2 separate regions of the Mus musculus genome follow, and region 2 is linked to region 1. Evidence: chromatin loops called from intact Hi-C (ENCODE). Cell type or tissue: heart. All regions are shown on one strand.

Region 1 (8,000 bases):
CCAACACCCTGTGCCCTGGGATGGGGACTGAGATCTCCTGTGGAGGATGCCGGGAGAATCAGTAATAATTGAGGAAGGTAGGTACAGTCAGTCCCCTGGAGAGCCTCCACCACAGCCACCTGCCTGCCAGCTAGAATGTGGGACAGTGGCTGGGACTGAAGTACCTCTTTCTCTGGCCAGTGCTTGTTTATTCAGGCTGTCTTCTGGGGCTGGCCTCCCTCTCTCACCCTGTCCCTATGCTGTCTGGCCCAGGCTGCTGCTACGTCTGAGAAACTGAGGGCAATGAAAGACTACCACGAAGCATACCTTGGAAAGAAAGGCATCATGGGAAATGCTGCCCAGAGCAGAAGGGAAGGGCACACACCTGTAACCTCTAGACCCCCCCCCCACACACACACAAAGCAAAGACAGTGGAATTACTGCAAGCTCCAGGCCAGCCCCGTCTACCCTGAGCCTTCCAGGTGGGCCAGGGAAAAACAGAGGAAAAGAAAACCCAACAACACAAAGTATCTACACATAGTAATCACAAAGTATCTGTAACTATGGGTAATAACCATTGTTAGCCCAAAGAGGCCGGGGCCTTTAATCCCAGCACTTGGGAGGCAGAGGCAGGCGGATTTCTGAGTTCGAGGCCAGCCTGGTCTACAAAGTGAGGTCCAGGACAGCCAGGGTTATACAGAGAAACCATGTCTCGGAAAAAAAAAAAAAAGAGGGACTTCCAGAGCCAATGAGTGCACAGCGCAGTGGTATAGTATTTGCCTGGCATGTACATGGCCCTGGGGACAGTCCATAGTAACACACACAGACACACACACACACACACACACACACACACACACACACACACACACACAAAGATGGCCATCAACAGCAATAGTAAGTTTTTAAGACTACTGCTTCTAGTCACAGGAGAGTCCCTGTCAGGGTCTGGGTCTGAAGATCCCCAGAAGGGCTGGAGGGTGTGTGTGTTGACAGGAGGCGGGTGAATGACAGGGCAGGCTCCCAGGAGGTCTCCAAGTGACTTCGGGAGGTAAGGATTCCATTCCCTGTAGATTCCCCTGAACCTTAAGTAGAGGTAGAACTGGAACTTGGCCAGGGGAGGGAGTCCCCGGGGAGAAGGGTGAAGCTCAGAGTAGCCATGTTGGAGGACAGGGAGGGAGACCACAGGAAGACACAGAAAAAGAGAGACTCCAGAGGGACTATAAACTCTGGGGATATGGAAAGGGAGCCTTGGGATCCACAGCCAGCACAACCTTGGAAGGAGACAGCTGACCTGCTGGGCACATAAGGGTTCAGTCGTTAGGAGTAACCACAGCTTCATCACTGAAGTGTGCCCAGCACAGGTCTCCATCCCCTTATGTCTACACAAGGATTCTCACAGGTAGGAAGTTCTTTAAGTCAGACCTAAGTCATATTTCTAAAACCAGAGGCTGTTATTTCCTTGAGAGATTAATCTCCAAAATTAGACCCAGGAGCAGTTTCCAGCTGGGACCAGCTACCAGGTTCGGTGGCTCCCCTGAGGCCTTGGACAGGATTGAACCCAACTCTTGCTTAAAACTCAGAAGCCTTCGGAGACAGACAGTTCTGTGTTCACTCTGGCCGGGTGGCCATGGCTAAGTTCCCTAATATATATCTTCTTTAGAATACAGACTCCTTAGCGACAGCAGTTAGAATTATTTTACTATACATAATAGCTTGTGTGTGTGTGTGTGTGTGTGTGTGTGTGTGTGTATAGGCCAGAGTTTGAGGGTGGGTGTCTTGTTCAGTCCTGTGAGTGGGTGGGGTACCCATGTGCCTTGGACCATGTGTAGAAGTCAGAGGACAATTTCCAGGAATCTCTTCTTTTTCAAACTTGTGGGCTCAGGGGGACGACAGAACCCTCCAGCCCTCAGGCTTGGTGGCAAGTGTCTTTGCCCACTCAGCCACCTCTCTACCTTCAGGGTCTCTCATTGATCTTGAAACTCCTAAGCTGGTTGGCTAGAGCTCTAGATCCTCCTGTCTCTACCTCCTCAACACCGGAAGGTCTCATGGGGTGGGGGTAGCGGAGGGGGAGGGGGCTTGAACTCATGTCTCTATGTTTGTAAGGTAAACACACCTTATGACTATGATCTACTTCCCCCTACCACGTCATTGTTTATGGAAGTGCTATCACCCGAGTGAGCGAATGGTATACAAATGTCTGTTACATAAAACGTTAGAGTAGGAGGGACCAGCATACCAGGCATGGAGGAGGTGGGAGGGGGAGGCAGCCTGCTATGTTTCTAAGATCCCCAAGGGAGAATTCCAAAAATCTGCCTTTCACACCCTCGGAGACTTATCACTCCAGCTTGGTGGAGATCTGCTCTGCTGTCTTAACCCTCTCTCTCCTACTGCGGCTGAGAGTTTGTCGGACAGGATGACAATCTTAACCCTTCACTCCATCCTCTGGATCTGCTCCTGTCCCAGCCGCCTCCCACTCAGGAGTTCCCTCCCACTCAGCGGCTCCCCAAGGGTAGGTTTACTTACTGCTGGGGTCCAGGGTCTTGCTCACAGTGCCTGTCCCAGAGGCAGGCTGAGGCGTGGGTGCTTGTGATACGCCACCTGCCTTTCTCCTCTGCTACCGCCAGTAAGGTGGCCCCAGGTTGGGGACTGTGCTGCTGCAGCTTGCCGGGAGCCCCACCTCGCAATGGGTGAGCTTCGGGGAGATACGGGAGCGCTAAATCGAAGCCCGGTCGGAAGATGTCCGAGGAGGGGCTGGCCTCAGCTACCATCGCCTGTCCCAGCCTGGTGCAAGGGGCTGGGTAGAGACTCAACACCAGATGGTTCCGGCCTCCGTTCCAGTTCGGAGGCAGGGGCCCGCAGGCTCCTCTACGATCCTGGCTGGGGAGAAAAAGGAGAAGGCAAGCGTCTGCTGGGCTGAGTGCAGAGTAGCGGGAGCCTTCCAAGGAATCCAGGATCCTGCGCTGAGCCTCAGAGGTCGGACCAGCCGGGGAGTGCACAAAGATCTTGAGGACCTTTCCCCTACACTTGGAGGTGTCAAAGCAGGCTCCCCAGGTGCAGCTGCTTCCCCGAGAGACCCGAGGGAGCTGTGCGACATCTTCTGGGTTCGTCTCAGACTGGGAGAAACTCTGTAAGAAGGCAGCATCCAGCCAGCGGGGCCAGCCTTGGGAGCGCCCTGGAAGAGGACCGGGCAACACTGCCAGGCGAAGGGGGAAGACTCCTAGGAGGACGAGGAGGAGCCAGAAGGCTGACAACGCCAGCCAGAAGGACTTTCTTCTCCACAGCATGTGGCCACCAACAGCTAGGACTAGAAGGAAGTGAGGAATTTCTGTAGCAAGTGGAGGAGGCGACCCCAGGCAGGAGGGAGCTGGAAATCAGCCTTCTGGTCCAGCGCTCTCACCATTGAAGGCAGGTCCCCTAGCTAAGTTCGACTAACCATTGGCCACCTGTGGGATTGACCCCTCGTGGGAAGTCCAAGGAGGCTCTGGCTTTCTAAATTTGCATTCCCACTCTCCGACTGCTTTCTCTACCTTCACACAACCTTGCCACCCTTTGCCCTCTCATCGGGACCTCTGCCCTGGGCCACTGCTCGGGCTGATGCAACCCTTGTCCAGACCACAAGATCGTGTCCATTTGCGCTCAGGACTGCACCCCTGATCTTACCCTTGACCCAAGGGCAGGCTATCTATGGAGAACTGTCTGGGTTCATGGGGAGTGGGTATCGGGAGGGGGTGGCCAAGGATGATGTAGAAGGAGGCAGGACTGTCCTCTCCCACTCTTCCCTCTGCCCCAAAAGCTCTTGAAAAAAACCCTGGCTACCCCTGTGTTTGGTGGCTGGCCTTCTGTGGCAGAACTATAAATAGACCTTGTGTCCATGTGGGCCACCAGAGCCAGCTGAAGTTGGAGCCGGAGTGCATCCCATGCCCGCCGCCTGGGGAATGAGAAGGTTCGGAGTGTGGTCTTCTTCCCCTCGGCTATGGCCCCTAACCCAGGCAGCTGCTCTGCACCCTCCGGCTAGGAGCTGTCACAGGGCAGAGGGCAAGACCTACGCTCCAAATTCCTGTTCCTGCCCCACAGGTCCAGCCGGCAGCTCCAGGTCCCACTCCAGAAGGTATCAAGTCGGTCCAGCTCTCTTTCGCAGCAGCAGCAGCCTGGCCACACCCCCGCCAGCTCTGATTGGCTCCTGGCTAGGAGGCAGGGTTTCCACTTAACCCCTTGCAACCTCTTTCGCTGGGGTACCGTTTCGTTTCTTTTTCCTTTTTTTTTTTTTTTGAGACGAGGGGGGTGGGGATGTTCCTGTAGCCCCGGTTGGTTTCAAACCCACCTTGCAACCAAGGACTTTGAGTCCCTGATCAATCTGTCTTCACCTCGGAGTGCTCGAATGCCAGCTACCTGCCATCACGCCTGGCTCTGGAAGATTAATAATGGTCAGGAGGGCACCATACCTCACTGGTGGCTGTGGATTGACAGTTTGCTTCTCTCCAAGGTCTTTACCAGTGATCCAAAGTAGATGTTTATCTGCCTTTCCCCCCCCCTTTTATTACGATTATCATTGTCTATTTTTAGAATTGATGTTGTGGTACTGGGAGTAGAACCCAAGGCTTTGTGCACACTAGACAAGTATTCTATCACTGAATTACATCACCAGCTCTTTTGTCTTTTTTACTATTGAGAAAAATGAAGCGCAGAGCAGGGATTGCCTTTCTTAAGGTGACCCAGCTTTGATGTGTCCAGGTGAAGATTTGAACTCAGAGCCTGGCCTGATGGGGCCTCTTCTTGTCCCCTCGGCCACTGAATGGAGCTGGGCAGTGTCTACCTGCATCTTTAAAATGGATTAACATCATTCCCTTGGAGGGTTGCTATTGTAGGTCCTACAAGAGCACTTGGTGGGGTGTCCTTCAACAAGGAAGTATCCTTCCGCTGGCCTCTCCTCCTTGGTGAGCAGCCTGAGGGCAGGGCACAGTGAGGTGCCCAGGAACATCCTCAAAATGGGATCAAGAAGAATCTGGCCTCTTGCAGTAAGAGGTAGGTCGCTCCGTGATAGACAGCTGCTCAGGCAAACCGCAGGCTTTCTCACGCAGGAGACAGGTGTGGGCATGCGCTGTTGCCATCCCACCAGGCTTGGAATTGGCAGAAGGTTCCCTTCCTCTAGGAAGCGGCTGAGACTCCTGAGTCAGAGCCAGGACCCTCCTTCAGGGGCTCAAGCTTGCTCTGGCCACATCCATGTTCAATCATCTAAGAGATCCTTCGCATCCTAACTTGGACCAGGTTCCCAGGGAGGCACTGGAAGTGCCATGCTGAATAAGAGTAATAGTGTAGGTGACTATGTCCTGAGCACGCTGGAAATGACTATAAAGGAGATATTACTATCATTCCCATTTTACAGAAGAGAAAGTTGAGGCTCAGGGAACTTGAGTAACTTTGCCTGTATTCCCATGGCTTAGCCAGGTCCTAAGCCATCTATCTATACATCTTCTCTTTTATTCTGAGGCAGTGTTTCTCTATGTAGCCAAGAACACACTATATAAACCAGGCTAGCCTTGATCTTGCGTGTCTCTGTGTCCCCTGTGCTAGGATTAAAGGTATATGTTACCATACCTGGCCATTCATTTTAAAAACATATTTATTTTTATTTGGTGTGTATGAGTGTTTGCCTCTGTGTGTGTGTGTGTGTGTGTGTGTGTGTGTGTGTGTGTGTGTGTGTGTGTGCCTGTGCATGCCTGTCTACAGTATTACAGTATGCATGCCCTGTGCCTAGGGGGGCCAGAAGAGGGCATCAGATTCACTGGAACTGAAGTTAGAGATAATTGCGAGCTGCCATGTGGGTTCTAGGAACCAAACCTGGGTTCACTGTATAAAAAAAAAAAAGAGCTCTGAGCCATTCTTCCAGCCTACCATCCATACCTTTAACCACTAAACAGGCAATGTGCAGAGTGAGATGGGCCCTCTCCTCTACCCCTGTTGTTAGAGAGCCTATGGATGGGGGAACCTGACAGCACACAGTGGGGCTGCTGAACCCAGGGGCCGAGAAGGCCTCTGAGGGTGACCTTGACCTTAGGACTGGAAAGGAAGCAACATTGTTTGGGGTTTGCCTGCACTGGGATGGAACCTTCCTACTTCCCCAAGCTGGGTAACTGCTCCCCTACTGAGCTGCCTCCTGGCTACATTTTTGTTTGGTTTGCTGGCCTTGAACTAGCTATGTAGTCAAGAAATCTCTTGAATGTCTGCTCCCCTTGTCTTGACCTCCTCAATGCTGTGATTGTAGGCAGGCACCACCAAGCCTGGGTTTATGTGGTGTCACACCTAACCCGGGGCCTCGTGCGTGCACGTTACACCCTACCAACTGAGCCATCCTCCCAGCTTCCAAATACGTTTTTGAGAAAAATCACCCTCCCTATGAGGAAGTAAGAAGTGGTCACCTTCTCCCTCATTCCACAATTATTTAGTGAGCGTTATCCCATGGGCCAGGCAGGCCCCGAGGGGAGCAGGTAGTGATAGCATCTTCACTGAAAATGGAGGCTTCTCTCCCAGAAGGAAACATAAGACAGAAATGAAAATCTTCCGTAGTGTCAGGGAAGAGTAAGAAAGGTGGCGTCAGGGGCCTGAGGTAGCCTTGCTATCAAGCGCCCCTCGGAGCTTCTAGGGGAAAATTGCTCCAAGCACAGGGGCAGCAAGGGACACAGGGGGCAGGGGCAGGAGAGTGGACCTGTGACCTGTTTTCCCAGCAACACACAGACTCCAGTGTCCCTGTCCGGGGTGATTAGATGATTGTGTAGCGCCCCCTCAAGAAAAGATTCGTCACACAAGAGGGACATCCTGTCTGATTGCCACCCTACCCCCAACCCTGGGCTCATGGCTGGTTCATGCTGGAAGCGTGCTTCCTTTGCATTGCAACATACATACATGTATATACACACAGCACATATCACATACATACATATACACACCACACACACACACATACACACAGAGACCATACACACACACACACACTCCCAGCATACACATCACATACACACACACACACACACACACACACACACACACTCCCAGCATACACATCACATACACACACACACACACACACACACACACACACACACACACCCTCTTCACCTTCATCCCTGCAGGAGAGACTCTCAGGCCAGCTGGGCCTGGGCTTGTCTAAACTAATTCCCAAGCTTGCCAGCAGGCTTGGGTGGAGGCAGAGAAGAGAGGTGTCCTCAGAGCATCCTGAAAACAGACTTGGCCGGGCTGTGCCAAGGGCTCCCCGGGCACACTCATAGAAGCCACTAGGAGGCCCGTGCCCTGTAGCTGGGTGCTGATTTATGGGATGGACACTGTCATCCTGGGGAGCAGGGAGTGGCCAGGCAGGAAGGTGAGGACACAGGGAGGCCAGGTGGCTTCAGTGGGGCAGAGGTGAGGCCCCTTAAGCAGGGCGGTGTTTGCCTCCCAGCTACGGTAGCTGGTAGCTCTGCCTCCCAGCCTGGGGACAAGTACTGCTTCCTGCCTGAAGCAGGGGCTCAGGGGATGGGAGCTTAGGTCACCTCTGTAGAGTTTGGTCTGAAGCACGCCACTCCTAACCCCTCCTTTGCTTTTTCTCAGCCTGGGCCTACAACCCTCAGAAAGACTTCTATATCCTTCTGCGAGGAAGGATCCTAAATGTGAACAGGCACTGCAGGTGACAGTATAGGCCACACGTTCCCAATAAGCTGTGCCTTCCAGGGCAGGTGACTGTCCTTCTCTGTGCTGTTCTCTCATCCATATAATGGGGACACTGAGAATAGCTGGTTCCCAAAGTCGGGTGAGATTTCAGGTGTGCAATAGTCTACAAACCGTGCCTGGCCAGTCTTAAACAGCTGGCTTCCCAGTGGTTGGGGTTTGGCTCAGTGATAGAGCACTTTTGTCTTTTGCCCAAGGACACAGGTTCAGTCTCTTGGCATGTCCCGTGGCCTGTCATCCCATGTTGTGTTGTTACTGCCCTCCCTCACACACTTGGCACAAACTTGAGACTCTAGTGG
Region 2 (8,000 bases), 94 kb before region 1:
CTGGCTCCCAAGTGCTGGAATCAAAGGCATGGGCCACCATGCTCAGCTAAACCCTACTTCTTTACAAGTCATTGCCTCATGTTATCAATTGAAATTGCATCCACTTAGTACATTTAATAGAAATAGGATAAATGGAAAAAAGAATCTGTGGGTTAGAGAGATGGTTCAGTGGTTAAGACCTCTTGGAGGACCTTCGGTTCAATTCTGAAGCATCTACAAGGAGGTTCACATGGAACTCCAGTTGCAGCGGAATCTGAAACCTTATCCAGCCTCCTTGGGCACTGCATGCACAGTGGGCAGACATATGTAAGTAAGACATTCACACACAGAAAATACCTATTTTAAAACAAGAGTCTTTTTGTTTTTGTTTTTTGTTTCTTGTTTTTTGTTTTTTCGAGACAGGGTTTCTCTGTGTAGCCCTGGCTGTCCTGGAACTCACTCCGTAGACCAGGCTGGCCTCGAACTCAGAAATTCGCCTGCCTCTGCCTCCCAAGTGCTGGGATTAAAGGCATGCGCCACCATGCCCTGCGAAACAAGAATCTTAAACAATACATACTTCTCTTAAAAAGCAAAAATAGCCAGATAGCATTACGGTTGCGGAGAACTTGAAATGATATACAGTCTTGTAATCCAATCACGGTCCTTGGCAACCGCTTCTAGGAGAGAATTTTTTACTCCACAAGTGTAAATACTTTTCCAGGATGTAGGTCACTTCACACTCATCACTTAGAGAACTGTACAACTCAAAGTAGCAAGAGAACTTTCAAGGTTTTTTGTTGAAATTCACTTTATTAAAAAAAAAAAAACCAAAAACCTCATGAACAATAAATTACAATACTTTCCCCCTTTATAAATTCTTCATAAAATATATTTGACAATTTTAAAAGAAAAGTTTTAAAGTTGCCTTCTTTTCTGATGTGCTGATGACATCTTTTTTTTTTTTTTTTTGACTATTTTGTCATGCTGGTGAATTATTTTGTAGCTGCTACAATAGTTTGATTGGTAACATTTTACAATTAAAAACAAAAACCCAGACCTGCAGAAAGAACTATTCTGTGCTATTTTTCTGACACTTAACACTTACTTCATCAGAATGACAAAGTATCCCTTAGCACCAAGAATCTACAGAACCCCATGTTTCTAAGTGACAACAGGTGCAAATTAATAGCCTAGGAACTAACTGTACAACCCTACAGTGACTGGACACAGCTGCCTATAAGCTTTAGTGGAAATATTTGGTCTTTTTTTTTTTCAATTAAGACAAATTTCATAAAACACTAGAAACCATGGCAACAGACTATGAGGGATAACTGTTTATTGAGTACCTATTATGGGCAAGGCACTGTGCACAATTTCTTGATTGCATTTTTTCCTTTAGCAATTATCCAAAATTCCCAAGTATCACTCGTCTTTTATGTCTTATATGCGTCTGAAGAAAGTGCATGACTAAATGCCATTTTTAAAAAATGGTTTGTCTTTATTCTTTAAATTGTGTGTGTGTGTATGTGCATGAGTGTGCATGCGCAAGTGCACATGGAAGCAAGAGGGTATTAGGTCCCTGGGAGCTGGAGTTAGGTGGCTGTGAGCCACTCAACATGGGTGCTGGGAACTGAGTTCCAGTTCTGTGCAAGAGCATTAAGTCCTCTTAATGGTAGAATCCTCTCTCCAGCCCCTACAACTGCAAATCTTAAATGGTTGTCGTATCAACTAAACTTAAGTGCTGAGCACACAGTAGGTACTTAATAAATACCCCTGACTGAACGAACAAAGACAAATCCCTGTCCTTTTGTTGATATCACAAGCTATTTCAGAAGACAAGGACTTAATGTTCTGGAAGAAATTTCTTGATCACCTCACACCCTTACCGATAATAAAGAATTCTAATTCACAGATAAAAATCTTTCAAAATAAATTATAACTGGGGCTAGACATTTAGCTCAGTGCTAACACCTTTGTGTAGCACAAGCAAGGCCCTGGGTATGATCCCAGCACCAACGAAAACAAAAGATAATTACTCATTATTTTCAAGGAGGCAGGATCAAAAGCTATGTGCTCAGGACACCACAGCTTCAAGTGCACAGGTATTTGTAGAGCCAAGAACTGTTGGCACACATCACATATCAATCTGATGAGGGCCAAGTCAATGGTAATCCATTATAATGAGACTTTTTCTAATTTCTTGTAACTCAATCCACGGGTCAGATCTGTGTCAACTTGGTGACCCACAGGGTCAATTACCATGAAGATCCAGGACATTTCTACCTCTTATTTCTGAAAGAATTCTTTTAGCTAAGTCTGCAAGTGATATTATGTGTATGTGACTTTTTCATTTGATAAGATTTTTTTTGTTAACTAAAGCCTTTCGGTTCACGTTTTTACACTTCCAGATTAATTCAGTCTAGGCGTTTTACATATTTCATTTTTTTTGTGAGGTTTATCTTTTATCACCTTCTGAACACACTAATGGATCTGTTGATTTTGTGATGGCAGGGATTGAATCCAGAGCCTTGTACATGCCAGGCAAGCGCTCTTCACTGAACCACAGCCAGACCTAATGTGACGGTATGGCGGTTCAAGCACTGAGGGGACAAGGAGAGTTGCTGATAACGGCAATATCCTGATAGTCTATTGCCTTTTGCATCTTAACGCTTAAAAAGATCCCCGTGGGGTTAGTGGTAGGCTACTTCCCTCACACCTAAGGCCCAAGGTTCTACCCCAGCACCGGAGGTGGGCAGCTAGTGCCTTATAAAGCCTCACCTGGATATAATGGTAGCTTCTAATTCATCCTAAAGACTGGTGTTCTGGTTTAAGAAAGAATCCTTTCCTTAATGTTCCTGGATTAGCAAGAACAATCTGGAGGCAACCATGCAGTTAGACTTTCCCTTCAGGAGTTGAGTCTCTTGCTTTCTGACAGATGCCAGGTGACCATATGAAAACGACAACTTTTCTACTTGAAAAGCAGTTGAGGGCATAGAATTTTATCCATTTGCATCGTCTCTCACTTTGGAAGAGAGCGACCAGTATTTGTGACAGTGATTACCAGTCCCATTACTGCATCACAAGACAAGAGAAAACAGCATCACTGTCAAAGTGACAGAGACTCCAGTGATCCAACAGGAAGCCACACCAGGGCCAGCAACTCCAGGGTGAGCTCATTTGGTTTCTTCGACTTTATGCTGAGATTTAGAAAAAGTCTTAAAACTCAAAATTAATAATCAAGTATTACAGTTGTGTAACGCAATGTTTTCAGAACAGAAGAACACGTCCTCGGGTTACAGCAGATGCTCAAGTGCCCGCATGGCCCAGTGCAGTGGTTTAATTACTCAAACAAATGCTCAGCCACCTGAAGGTAGGCACGAGCCGTGAGACTCCATGACTGATTCAACTTGGAAGAGCTACAGGCCCTGCAGAGCTCTAACGCACCCTGCGGCTTACACCTGCTTAGCTTCAGTTATCGTTCATCAGCCATTCTGACCCTCCAAAATGATGCCTTTAAAAAAGAGATGTATACTGGGAAAACAACAAAAACAACAACAAAAATACCCTTAGTATGTTTCCAGTAGCAGAAGGAGTAGGGACGAAGATGAGGGATGGTTTGTGTGGTTTTTATCACCAATTTCATCAGCAAATCTCAAAAACCCAAACCTGTATCAAATAATTTAAACAGACGTGGCATTTTCTTCATGTGGAATGCAAAATGCACACATTCACATACTGACATATACATAAATATATACATATATGTTTCCTTTACAAAGCTTCGAAGGTTGCATTACCAGCACGCAAACCTCTTCTTCCATGGAAATGCCTAATACTGACAAGGAATGTCTAAAATACTTAAAGATATTTCTAGAAAATGGGACTTTCTTCTCTGCTTGGCTCCTAAGAGAATTTTTTTCTGCCAACCTTTTACCAATGATCATTAAATAAAATTTTTTTACAGCCACATTGGTAATACACATTCAAAACATACAATAAAATGGCCTGCATGGATTAAGAAAAATGAGAGAGAAAATAAAACTACCCCACAATAAAACCTAAACCCTTAGAAAGTGGAATCTAACTTCCGTCTTCTTTTCGGCCATGTGATGTATTTCCATCGACTCTGAAGCAGCACCGTCTAAGATGCTTGCAAGCAGTAGGTCACGTCTCCCAGCTGCTGTCTTTAAATGCAATTTGGACTAATCTGAGTTCTAGTTCAAAAGCATCAGGGCGATCCTGAGGGTTTGCGGCCAGCATTTCCTTTATCAGTTGTTTCATTCGCCCATTCATAGACTTTTTCTTCACAGGGATGAGAAGTTCCATTTTGGGGTTTTCCAGAAGTGCCTCCCCAACAGGCACAATTTCAGTCCCCTGCTTTACGTAACTCCCCAAGAGCTCCTTCTTTGTCTCCGTGTCTATGAAGGTGATCCTCTCCAGCATTGCCCAGATGATAATTCCCAGAGCAAAAATGTCAGCTTTGGCGGTGTAGTGTCCTTCCCACACTTCGGGAGCCATGTAGAAGTCCGTCCCGCATGCCGTGGAAAGGAAACACTTGTTTACACTGACAGGTTCTTCTGGGTTCTGCCCAGATGCTGAGCAAACTTTACTTAGGCCGAAATCAGCCACTTTGAGTGTGGGTTCCAAGTCACTGGTGTCCATCCTGCTCTGGGAAATGAGGATGTTATCAGGCTTCAGGTCTCGGTGGATTATCTGGTTTTTGTGCAAGAAGGCCAGAGCACTGCTGAGCTGAAGCATGAAGCTGGTGTTAGTCTTTCGATTGGGTTTCCTGGACAACAGGTACTCATTCATATCTCCTCCGTCACAAAAATCCATCACAAACCACAAATAATAGGCGCTTCTGGGATCAAAGGCAATTTCTCCTTTTAATGAAGTCTCTACAAGCTGTGAAGGATGGGGAGAAGAGTAGTAGTTTAAGATGCACAGAGGTTGAAAGGGATGGAGATACAGCCCAGCAGTTCTGAATTTACTGCTCTCACAGAGGACTGCAGCTCAGGTCCTCAATAAGCATGGTGGTGGCTCACAACTGCCTGCACTATCGCCCCAGTTTCCTGGCTTCTAAAGGCACCTGCACTGACACATACCCCCTCCCCCAACATAATTAAAAATTAGTAAGTCTTTTTTATTTGTTCATGTTTTTGTTTTATTTTTTGAGACGGGGATTTAGACAGGGATAGCCCCGGCTGTCCTGGAACTTGCTCTGTAGACCAGGTTGGCTTGAACACAGAGATCCTCCTTCCTCTGACTCCCAAGAGCAGGGATTTAAGACTTGCACCACCACCACTAGCTATAAATCTTTTAAAAATATACTAAAAAGAAAGAAGGAAAACGTTAGGTCAATCTGCAGCTTGCTGCCAGGCAAAGTTTCTTTTTTTTTCCCCCCGAGACAGGGTTTCTCTGTGTAGCCCTGGCTGTCCTGGAACTCACTTTATAGACCAGGCTGGCCTCGAACTCAGAGATCTGCCTGCCTCTGCCTCCTTAGTGCTGGGATCAAAGGCGTGCGCCACCACCGCCTGGCCTTCTTTTTTTTTGTTTGTTTGTTTTTTCAGGCAAAGGTTTCTTAAACTGAATGTAGAGGTCACAAAAAATTGGCAATAGTGAAAAGTTTAGTGAATGTTTAGCTACCAAAAATGAACTCAAAACCAAACTGTATATTTACTACATTTACAAAGTTGCCTGTTCTTATAGCAACGTAATGGTTTAATTGGGGGAAAACAAAGACTTCTGATATTTTTCTACTGTCATTCATCAGCAAGCAATTAACCAAAGTAATTTACCAGTGGATTGTTATGGTATAATGCCTAATTTAGGTACCATTTTTTTTTTCTTCTTTTCTTCTGAGACAGGGTCTCAAGTAGTTCACAAAGGCCTCAAACTCATTGAATAGTTCATGGTTGGCCTCCTGCTTCCATGTCCAGTGCTGGAATAACAGGTCTGTGTGTCACTACACCTAGCTCAAGCAATCTCAAATTTAAGGCCAGCCTTAGTTATATAGTGAGATTGTCTCAGGGAGAGAGAAAGAAAAACAGAGGTTAAAAATTGCTATTTGGGGCTGGAGAGATGGTTCAGTGGTTAAGAGCACTGACTGCTCTTCCAGAGGTCCTGAGTTAAATCCCAGCAACCTCATGGTGGCTCACAACCATCTGTAATGGGATCTGATGACAACTTCTGGAGTGTCTGAAGACAGTTACAGTGTACTTACATATAATAAATAAATATTTAAAAATAAATAAATAAAATTGCTATTTGGCCGGGCAGTGGTAGCACACACCTTTAATCCCAGAACTTGGGAGGCAGAGGCAGGCGGATTTCTGAATTTGAAGCCAGCTTGGTCTACAGAGTGAAAAACCAAAAAAAAAAAGAAAACAAAAAGGAAAACTTGCTATGTGAAGGCAGGTGTGGTGGCACATACCTGTGATCCCAGCACTACAGAAACAGAGGCAAGAGGCTCACTGGAAAGTGTTAGGACAGAATTTCCAACAGTTTCTGACTCTGCCTTAAACATATGTCTACCATTTTGTACTAATATAGTTATGTGAAGCACTGTTCTCACCACTGATTTTTATAAACTACAAATCAACTGTGGAAAGTGCTAAAGATGCTAAATATTCAAGCCAAATTCTCTTTTTAAAAAACGAGTTTAATTGTGTCAGAGGATAACTCTCCTGCCACTCTATGGGACCTAAGGATAGAAGGCAGGTTGTCAGGTCTGCATGTGAGTGCCTCTGCCCACAGTGCCACCTTGTCAGTCCAAGATTTACCTCTATGTAGAAATAAACAGGGACATTCACTTCAGTAGTGTACTGTTTGCTTTCTACTTTAATAAAAGGTAAAACTATATTTATACCAAAGGATTGCTCTAAAGTGACATTATTTATGATTCAGTATCAGCATGTTTGATTTATGTTTTACACACGCAGGATTGTGCATGTTTTTCTGGTGAGAGGGCCTGAGTGGAAGGGTTGGGAAGCCCTGCTCTGCCAGTCAAGCCCTAATCTCCAGCTTTAACTGAAAACCTCAAGAATATTTTATTTCATCTGTGTTTTTATATATGCATTAAATTTTTTTTCAGGGCTGGAGAGATGGCTCAGCAGTTAAGACCACTGACTGCTCTTCCAAAGGTCCTGAGTTCAAATCCCACATGGTGGCTCACAACCATCTATAATAAGATCTGACGCCCTCTTCTGGTGTGTCTGAAGACAGCTACAGTTTACTTATTTATAATAATAAAAAATCTTTGGGCTGGAGCAAGCGGAGCTGACTGGAGCGAGTGGGGCCTAAATTTAAAAAAAAATTTTTTTTTTCCTTTTTTCAGTACTTCAAAATGCCACCTTTGTAGCTGTATTTTGGAAAGTGCCCAACTGGCTGACATTTTCTATATATGTCAATAAAGCTGAGTTTTCTAACCACCTAGCTCATCGCTTCATGAACATACTAAAATATAGAGGTATATTGTTTTTAAATTATATTTTTATGTGGTGTCTAAAAAGAAAAACAAAAGGGGAAGACTGGAGTGAAGCTGTTAAAGAATGAGCAACTGGTAAGTTTATGTTACAATCATTACACTTACTAATCACTATTACTACTTCGTGTGGATATTCTGGTAAGTTTACATTACAGTCGTTACATTTACTAATCACTATTACTACTTTGCGTGGTTATTCTGGAAAAAGCCAAGAACAGCCTCCACCTGCTTCCCCTGGCAGAGGGCAGCAATGGTGATGGCCTGCAGGAACCTCCTTGCTGTATGGTGTGCCAGTGCAGAGAGTCTGAAACACAGGTGTGCTATTCCTGACTTTAGTTTTTCTGTGTTTACCCTAAAATATAAACTTAATAAATAGCTTTGTGTAAGGCAAAATACCAGTGCTCAGACAGTGGTTTAGAAGGTGGTGTATACAATACTAGCTTGCAAGAAGAGAAATATATAGTTTTCACCCACGTATCTAGATAATGCTTGTCAGATTCTTCTTCTTTTTCAAGCCCCTAGATAGGCTCTCACT

The links. A loop is a pair of places that touch in the nucleus more often than their neighbours do. Peaks named below come from ENCODE experiments on the same cell type or tissue, not always from the same donor. Only the 100,000 strongest peaks of a DNase experiment are listed, where the experiment ranks them.
Region 2: it touches region 1 in a loop (2.4-fold over the local background); 8 of 42 quality-filtered maps call a loop at or near these places.

The regions. Positions count from the first base shown.
Region 1 is chr4:134,368,453-134,376,452 of GRCm38, forward strand. Extl1 (exostosin-like glycosyltransferase 1) reads right to left here and starts at 4,095. Exons shown (of 11, transcript NM_019578.2): 1 at 2,506-4,095. The coding sequence starts at 3,266. In heart, no CTCF peak of the experiment used is centred here; DNase peaks (open chromatin) are centred at 3,355 and 4,129; H3K4me3 peaks cover 2,933 bases; H3K27ac peaks cover 1,849 bases; H3K27me3 peaks cover 3,614 bases.
Region 2 is chr4:134,274,233-134,282,232 of GRCm38, forward strand. It overlaps Pdik1l (PDLIM1 interacting kinase 1 like), which reads right to left. Exons shown (of 3, transcript NM_001163794.1): 3 at 770-4,884. The coding sequence ends at 4,144. Among named protein-coding and RNA genes, the nearest start is that of Pdik1l, 9.0 kb to the right of the region's middle. In heart, no CTCF peak of the experiment used is centred here; no DNase peak of the experiment used is centred here; H3K27ac peaks cover 83 bases.